3 separate regions of the Homo sapiens genome follow, and all the other regions are linked to region 3. The links are chromatin loops, found by intact Hi-C in ENCODE. Cell type or tissue: heart right ventricle. All regions are shown on one strand.

Region 1 (2,500 bases), 130 kb before region 3:
TGGAAACAAAGCTATGTCCAAGATGCTCCAGGTGCAGAGAAGAAGAGGGGATGCTTAAGTAAAAATATTGGAAGATAGGAGCTTGCCATGGGTACTCAGGATGGAAAGAAATGATTTTATGTAGAGGGAAGAGCACGGGAAAACATTTAAATAGGTGCAAAGCATTTTGGAGTCTAAGAGGTGCTAGTAGTTGAGAATTGTTAGAGCTCAGGCTGCCGGTCGCGGGGAAGGCAGGCGCGAAGGGGTGCAGGGAAGAAGGAGGAGGCGGCGGCAGTGGCGGTGGCCATGGCAGAAGCGGAAACAGGAGCAGCAGCAGCAGCAGCAGCGGCAGGAGAGGCACACAGGAGCCAGATCCTAAAGGCTTTGTATGCCACATTAGGAAAGAATTTGGAATACAGCTTCTGTTTGGAAAACATTTTCTGTAACCAGCCCGACAGTAAGTATCTTTAGGCCGCACGGTCTCTGTTACAGCTGCTCAACTCTGCCATCATAGGGAGAGCAGCCATAGATAATACATAAGTGAACAGACATGACTCTGTTGCATTAAAACTTATTTATGAGCCTGACATGTGAATTTCATGTGATTTTCAGGTTTCATAAAATCTTCTTTTGATGTTTTTCCTCCCATTTAAAAATGTGAGAACTGTTCTAGCCCGTGGGCTGCATATAGACAGGGGGTGGCAGTAGTCTGCTAAGCCCTTCTATGATGTACACACAGGACCTCAAGGTGACAAGTCAGCTAGCTGATCAGTTAAAAAATGAAGCAGGGCATTTTCCTACAGATCTTTGGAAGTACTGACTGTCTTCTGGCTATTTCCAGCTAAATAACAAATGCACATGGGCCTAAATTTTGTCATTAGCTTGTTTGTAATACTTACAATGAAATGGTATGCTAATTCAAAGGAATAAAAAGCTTATTTCAGGCCACTGTGGTGAAATGACATTTACCTAATGCAGATATAAATTTTGTGTTAATTAGTGAGCACTTGACACTGATGTAATTTGATTAGTGTGGCAAAGTCAGTCTTAAACTTGCTCCCTAGTACTAACAGAATATGTCTTTGAATTAAGAAAATTAGGGCTAAGTGACAAAAAGTACCAGATAATAAGAAACCAAGTCTGTACCATTTATAATCATCTGTTATAATAAAGATAATACTAATGGCCTTATCATGTCATTATAAGAAGCATGAAACAGGGCACTTCACACGTCGCAGTTTAGGTGACCTCACTGTCTCAGTTCCGATTTGATCTCAAGTCGGATTCTAAAGTCTTCAAACTACTGGAAACCTCATATGTTTAATTTGGAACTATTTTCAAGCAAGAACTCTAATAACATTCCAGTTTTGAAGAAATACTGTATATCACTTTTACTGACTTGTACAAATGTTTTATTTCAAAAAAAAACAAAACAACAATCTAAGAGAAAAGTAGAGTATTAACCATTTGAAATCTTAAAACCCGTGTTTTGGATCTTTGATGTGGCTGACTCTTCATGAATAATTCTAGTTCTGTGATTTGGAGATGTTACTTAACTTTTCTTAGGAACAAAAAACTGATGTCAAAAAGGATTGTTTTGAAGGTTAAATGAGGTGTTTGTAAATATAATTACATAATTATATAGTACAGGCTCCATCAATGCTAGCTATCATTAACTTGAAATGTCATTACAATCACCATTTCAGTTTGTCTCTAAATGTCCCACCATAACACAGTTCTCTCGACTTTAAAATACTTTCCTATAATTCTAGAACCAAAAGGATCTAGAAATTGCTCAGTCCAATACTCTCATTTTATAAATGGATTAACTGACCAGAGTCACACAGGGAGATAGTAGAGGCTGGTGTAAAAAGCGAGGGCTCTGGAGTCAGACATGCGTGGTTCCGAATCCTCATTCCACCAGCTTACTGTGTCAATCCAGGCACGTTACTTTCACAAGACCTCAATTTCCTAATTTATAAAACGATGAAAAATGAGACAATGCTCATAAAGTCTGAGCACAGTGCCTAACAGTTGATTTTTAAAAAATCAACAAGTGTTCACTACTATTATTGATCCTCATCTTCTTATTACGAAATGGTATTTCTTCCCTTTCTTTTTAGGATGTATAATTGCTCCAGTGTTCATTATGAATGTGACTTTTATTTAATTCATACTGGCCAGACTATAGCAGACTATATGAAATATTTATTTTCCACATCAGGCCAACTCTACCTCTCCTCCCTTTTTGTATATGACTCCTTTGTTAGTACATCCCTCAATTTAAAATTACTTTGCAGTCTTCAAATGCTTTCATCTCTCCAACTCTGCTCCATTGCTCCTTGGAACACATATGTGAAAATCACATGCTAAGTATGTTTGCAAAATACTTTGTTAAAAGATTACACAGTAAGGAATCAAAGATGGTTTTTTGGGTTTCCTTTTTTTTTTTTTTTTTTTTTTTGAGATTCCAGGCAGTTGCAGGCCAATGAAAGTCACAGAAAGCACCCTTCCAATTCAT
Region 2 (2,500 bases), 540 kb before region 3:
ACTTATCAAAATTTGTGGGATGTGGCAAAACCAGTGCTTAGGGGAAAATCTATAACATTGAATGTGTACATTAGAAAACAAAGATCTAAAATCAGTCATCTAAGTTTCCACTTTAGGAAGTTAAAAGAAGAAGAGCAAATTAAATCTGAAGTAAGTAGAAGAAAAGAAATAATAAAATCTGGAACAGAAATCAATGAAATTGAAAATAGGAATTCAATAGAGAAAAATCAATGAAACCGAAAGCTGGTTCTTTGATAAGCCCCTGGCCAAGCTAATCAAGAAAAAAGAGAAAGGACACAAATTACTAATATCAGAAATGAAAGAGGAAACATCACTACAGACCCTATGGACATTACAAAGATAATATAGGAATACTATAAACTATTTTCTGCCCACAACTTTGATAACCTAGATGGAATGGACCAATTCCTTGAAAGACACAATCTGCCAAAAGTCACCTAAGAAGAAATGCTCTGGCCTATACCTATTAAATAAATTGAATTAGTAATGAATGACCTTACAAAATAGAAAGCACCAAGCCCAAGTGGGTTCATAGGTGAATTCTACCATATTTACTTTCAGAAGATAAAAGCATTATCCTAATGTCAATGCCAGACAAAGACATTAGAAAGAAAGAAAACTGCAGACCAATATTGTTCATGAACACAGATATAAAAATCTTGAGCAAAATATTAGCAAATTGAATCCAAGAATGTATAAAAAACTCTACACCATTACCAAGTGAGATTTATCTCAGGTATGCAAAGCTGATTCATCATTTAAAAATCAATTAATGTAATTCATCACATCAAAAGAAGGCTAAAGAAGAAAAATCACTTTATCATATCAATAAATGCACAAAACAGCGTTTGACAAAATGTAATGTCCATTAATGATAAAAACTCTCAGTAAATTAGAAACAGAGGGGAGCTTCTTCAATTTAATAAAGAACCTCTGCAAAAACCTACAGCTAATATCATACTTAATGGTGAGAAATTCAAAGCTTTCTCACTAAGACTGGGAACAAGGCAAGGATGTCCCCTCTCACTGCTGCTTTTTAGCATCAGACTAGAAGTCTTATTTAATACAATAAGACAATAAAAGGAAATAAGAGAGGTATAAAAACCATGAAGGAAGAAATAAAATTGTCTTTGTTTGCAGATGATGTGATCATCTATGTAGAAAGTCTGAAAGAAAAGCTCCCAACACTAATAAGCAATTATAGCAAGTTTGCAGGATATAAAGTTAACATACAAAAGTTGATCACTTCTCTATATACCAGCAATAAAAAAGTAGAATTTGAAATTAAAATTATACTTGTTTATTTTATTTAGCACCCCCCAAAAATGAATTGCTTAAGTATAAATTTAACAAAATATTTACATGATTTCCAAAACTCCAATGAAAGAAATCAAATAACTAAATAAATGGAGAGAGATTCCATGTTTATGGATAGGAAGATCAATATTGTCAAGAAGTCAGTTCTTCCCTCATGACCTATAGATTCAATGCAATTCCAATCAAAATCCCAGCAAGTTATTTTGTGGATTTCTACAAACTGATTCTAAAGTTTATATGGACAGGCAAAAGACCCAGAATAGCAAACACAATATTGAAGAAGAGCAAAGTTAGAGGACTTCCACCGTGCAATTTCAAGACTTACTACAAAGCTATAGTAATCAAGACATGGTAGTGATAGTATTTGGTGAAAGAAAAGACAAACAGATCAATGGAACAGAATAGAGAGCCTAGAAATAGACCCACATAAATATACTCAACTGATCTTTGACAAAGGAACAAAGACAATACAGTGGAGAAAAGACAGTCTTTTCAACAAATGGTCCTGGTACAACTGGACATGCAGAAAAATACATTTAGATATAGGCCTTTCACTCTTCACAAAAATTAACTCAAACTTTATCACAGACCTAAATGTAAAACACAAAACTATAAAACTCCTAGAAGATAATATAGGGGAAAATTCGATGACCTTTGATTTGGCAAAGATTTTAAATATGACACCACTGCATGAGTCTGAGGTAGGAGGATTGATTGCTTGAGCCCAGGAGTTTGAGAGTTTGAGACCAGCCTGAGGAACATAGTAAAACCCCGTGTCTACAAAAAATACAAAAGCAATTAGCCAAGTGTGGTGGCACATGCCTGTAGTCCCAGCTACTCAGAAGGCTGAGGCAGGAGGATCGCTTGAACCTGGGAGGCGCAGGTTGCAGTGAGCTGAGATCATGCCACTGAACTCCAGCTTTGGCGTCAGAGTGAGACCCTGTCTCGATAAATAAATAAATAAGCCGGGCGCAGTGGCTCACGCCTGTAATCCCAGCACTCTGGGAGGCCGAGACGGGTGGATCACGAGGTCAGGAGATCCAGACCATCCTGGCTAACACGGTGAAACCCCGTCTCTACTAAAAATACAAAAAATTAGCTGGGCGTGGTGGCGGGCGCCTGTAGTCCCATCTACTCCAGAGGCTGAGCCAGGATAATGGCG
Region 3 (2,500 bases):
AATTTCTTTGTGGGAAAACTGACCAGCGTACATGAAAAGACCTACGGATAGTGACTATTTGAGGTATGATAATAAAATGGCATTCCTACCTGATAGACCACTGATACCTATAAGGCGGTATGCCCTTCCCACATTCAAAAAGCTTCCAATCAGTTCCTTAGTATTGATTTGTTGATTAGCTGAATAAAAATGAATAAAATAAAAATGAATTATTAAATAATAGAATGTAAAAATAAAAATAATCAGCCAATGATCCATCAAGGATTCCCCATCACTGAGGTCAGTGTTTTGGTTCAATCAGTCTGATGGAGTCTAGGCCTCAGTATTTTTCAAATCTATCTAGCTTAAGTATAATGGACAGTCAAGGGTTGAAAATCACTGCTCCAGATGGGCTTGGTGGCTCACACCTGTAATCCCCAGCATTTTGGGAGGCTGAGGCAGGCAGATTGCTTGAGACCAGGAGATCGAGACCAGATTGTGCAAAATGGCAAAACCTTGTCTCGATTTAAAAAGGCAAAGAAAGGGAGACAAGAAAGGAAAGAAAAAAAAGGAAAGAAAAAGAAGGGAAGGGAAGGGGAGGGGAGGGGAGGGGAGGGGAGGGGAGGGCATAATAAAAGGAGCACAAAAAAGCTTCAAAATTTATAACGATCTCTTAAAGAGAGAAAAATATTACACATAAAATAAGAAAAGGGTGTGATAATAAAAAAAATTCAAAGAAAATCATATTAAAAAGATTGCAGAAATAAAAATGCAACAAGAAGACTGAAACATACGTTGGGGAAATTCTCATAAAGTTAAAAAAAAGATAGAAAATAGACAAGAAGATTAGGGGCTCAATGTAGAAGATACATTATTCAAGTAATAGGATTTCCAGGAAAGGGCCCAAAAAAAACCAACTGAGAAAAAAACAGAAGAGTTAAAAGAAGAGGCCTCTGGGGAATGACACCCGAGAGTGGGGAGGATAGGCCAAAAAGTGCCTCCTTTCACTATAAAATTATATTTTTGACTTTTATAATAAATGCATGTATTTCTTTGATAAAAAATAAAAATTATATTTAAAGGGTAAACAACAACAGTAAGTGTCCAATCAATGTTAATAGAAAAGAGTAGATAACTATTAGCCCTTATAATGCCTCAATGCCTCAAAAATGAAGTTTAATCACTCTGATATTATAAAGTATACAGATAACAAGTCCCTGAATAGCAACACATAGAGAATAAAAAAACATTTAGCATAATGACCCCACATACTCAAATGATATAACTAAAAAATTTGCCTCTATTCATTCAATGGTATTCACTCAGAGGAACTGGATCTGCATGTAGTACTCAGAAAGGATATTAATTGATAGTAATATATTTCCAAAGTTGAATTCTCTAAGAAGACGTTGAAGAATAAATCACAGAAAACATAATAAAAAGGAAGAAAGGCTATTTAAGATCTGATAAGACATTAACATCCCTAGTACCTCAGGTTCATGCCAGGGTTGCCTTGATTACAATGAGAAAATATTGCCCTCTAGAGGCATGTCTCATTAACCATTTAAAAATAAAACTATTTTGAAATCTGGAGTTTATGATTTGCCCATGTAAAAAATACATAGAAAAGAAAAAATATTTCCACAAGCAGTAAAAAGCAAAGAAGAAATTCTGGATTAGTTTCAAGGGATAACTACATCATCTGGCATTTATTTAAAGGCAAAACTTACAGAGAAAAGAAATGTGTTATATCCAAAATGAAATACACAAAAATATAAAATATCTACATAGAGTTTATTTAGGTTTAAAATATTTTTAAATTAATTTTCATAGCACTAAATTTTAAAGTATAATTTAGAGGCAATATAATATCAGGTTTCCTTTAAAATATATCCCACTGGCAATTTTATTTCCCCCCAAAACTACGTTATCTATACCTTTCTCTCAATTTTACTGAGAACCTAAAACTTCTCTTTAAAAACCTATTTAAAAACAACAACTGTACAATCTTCATTTAATAGCTTCTTCCATTAATGATTCTGAAATGAAAGCATCTTGTTTTCAGGAAGGTATTATGAGGTCACTCTTTTCTATCCACTTTCCCTAACAAACTCATCTGCTCTGTCTTGAGAAAATAGTAAATGTTAAAACTAGCAGAGTGCTATAGCAACATTTTTTTTTAAAAAAGGTGATAAAAGAATTTGAGAAAACAAATTCACCAGGAAAACTTTAAATCTGAAAATAACAAATGAAAAACAAAACTGCATTTGAGCTAAAACAATAAAGTACACATAATCAATAAAAATCCAGGTACTAAACTAAGATATCCCCCCACAAGATTTTTCTCCATTTAACATGTTTATACTATTTATATACTCTATGTCATATGAGGCATAAAATCTAAAGCAGAGCTACAGTGCACTTGATTGATTTTTCTTGGCAAAAATTAAAACATGCACATGGAAACTTCAATCCACAAGTAAACAGTGATGTGGAAAGAAAAGTCAAGAAACATCACATT

Evidence for each region. A loop is a pair of places that touch in the nucleus more often than their neighbours do. Peaks named below come from ENCODE experiments on the same cell type or tissue, not always from the same donor. Only the 100,000 strongest peaks of a DNase experiment are listed, where the experiment ranks them.
Region 1: a loop joins it to region 3, with 2.1 times the contacts of the local background. A loop is called at or near these places in 9 of 110 quality-filtered maps.
Region 2: a loop joins it to region 3, with 5 times the contacts of the local background. A loop is called at or near these places in 7 of 110 quality-filtered maps.

Annotation. Positions count from the first base shown.
Region 1 is chr17:61,133,803-61,136,302 of GRCh38, reverse strand. The region is part of intron 22 of BCAS3 (BCAS3 microtubule associated cell migration factor); the gene reads right to left. BCAS3-AS1 (BCAS3 antisense RNA 1) reads left to right here and starts at 291. Exons shown (of 6, transcript NR_186507.1): 1 at 291-436. In heart right ventricle, no CTCF peak of the experiment used is centred here; no DNase peak of the experiment used is centred here; H3K4me3 peaks cover 1,733 bases; H3K27ac peaks cover 2,329 bases.
Region 2 is chr17:61,543,633-61,546,132 of GRCh38, reverse strand. No RefSeq gene overlaps it. Among named protein-coding and RNA genes, the nearest start is that of NACA2, 46 kb to the left of the region's middle. In heart right ventricle, no CTCF peak of the experiment used is centred here; no DNase peak of the experiment used is centred here.
Region 3 is chr17:61,001,479-61,003,978 of GRCh38, reverse strand. All of the region lies in intron 15 of BCAS3 (BCAS3 microtubule associated cell migration factor), which reads right to left. Among named protein-coding and RNA genes, the nearest start is that of BCAS3-AS1, 130 kb to the left of the region's middle. In heart right ventricle, a CTCF peak has its summit at 1,507 (motif pointing left); no DNase peak of the experiment used is centred here; H3K27ac peaks cover 556 bases.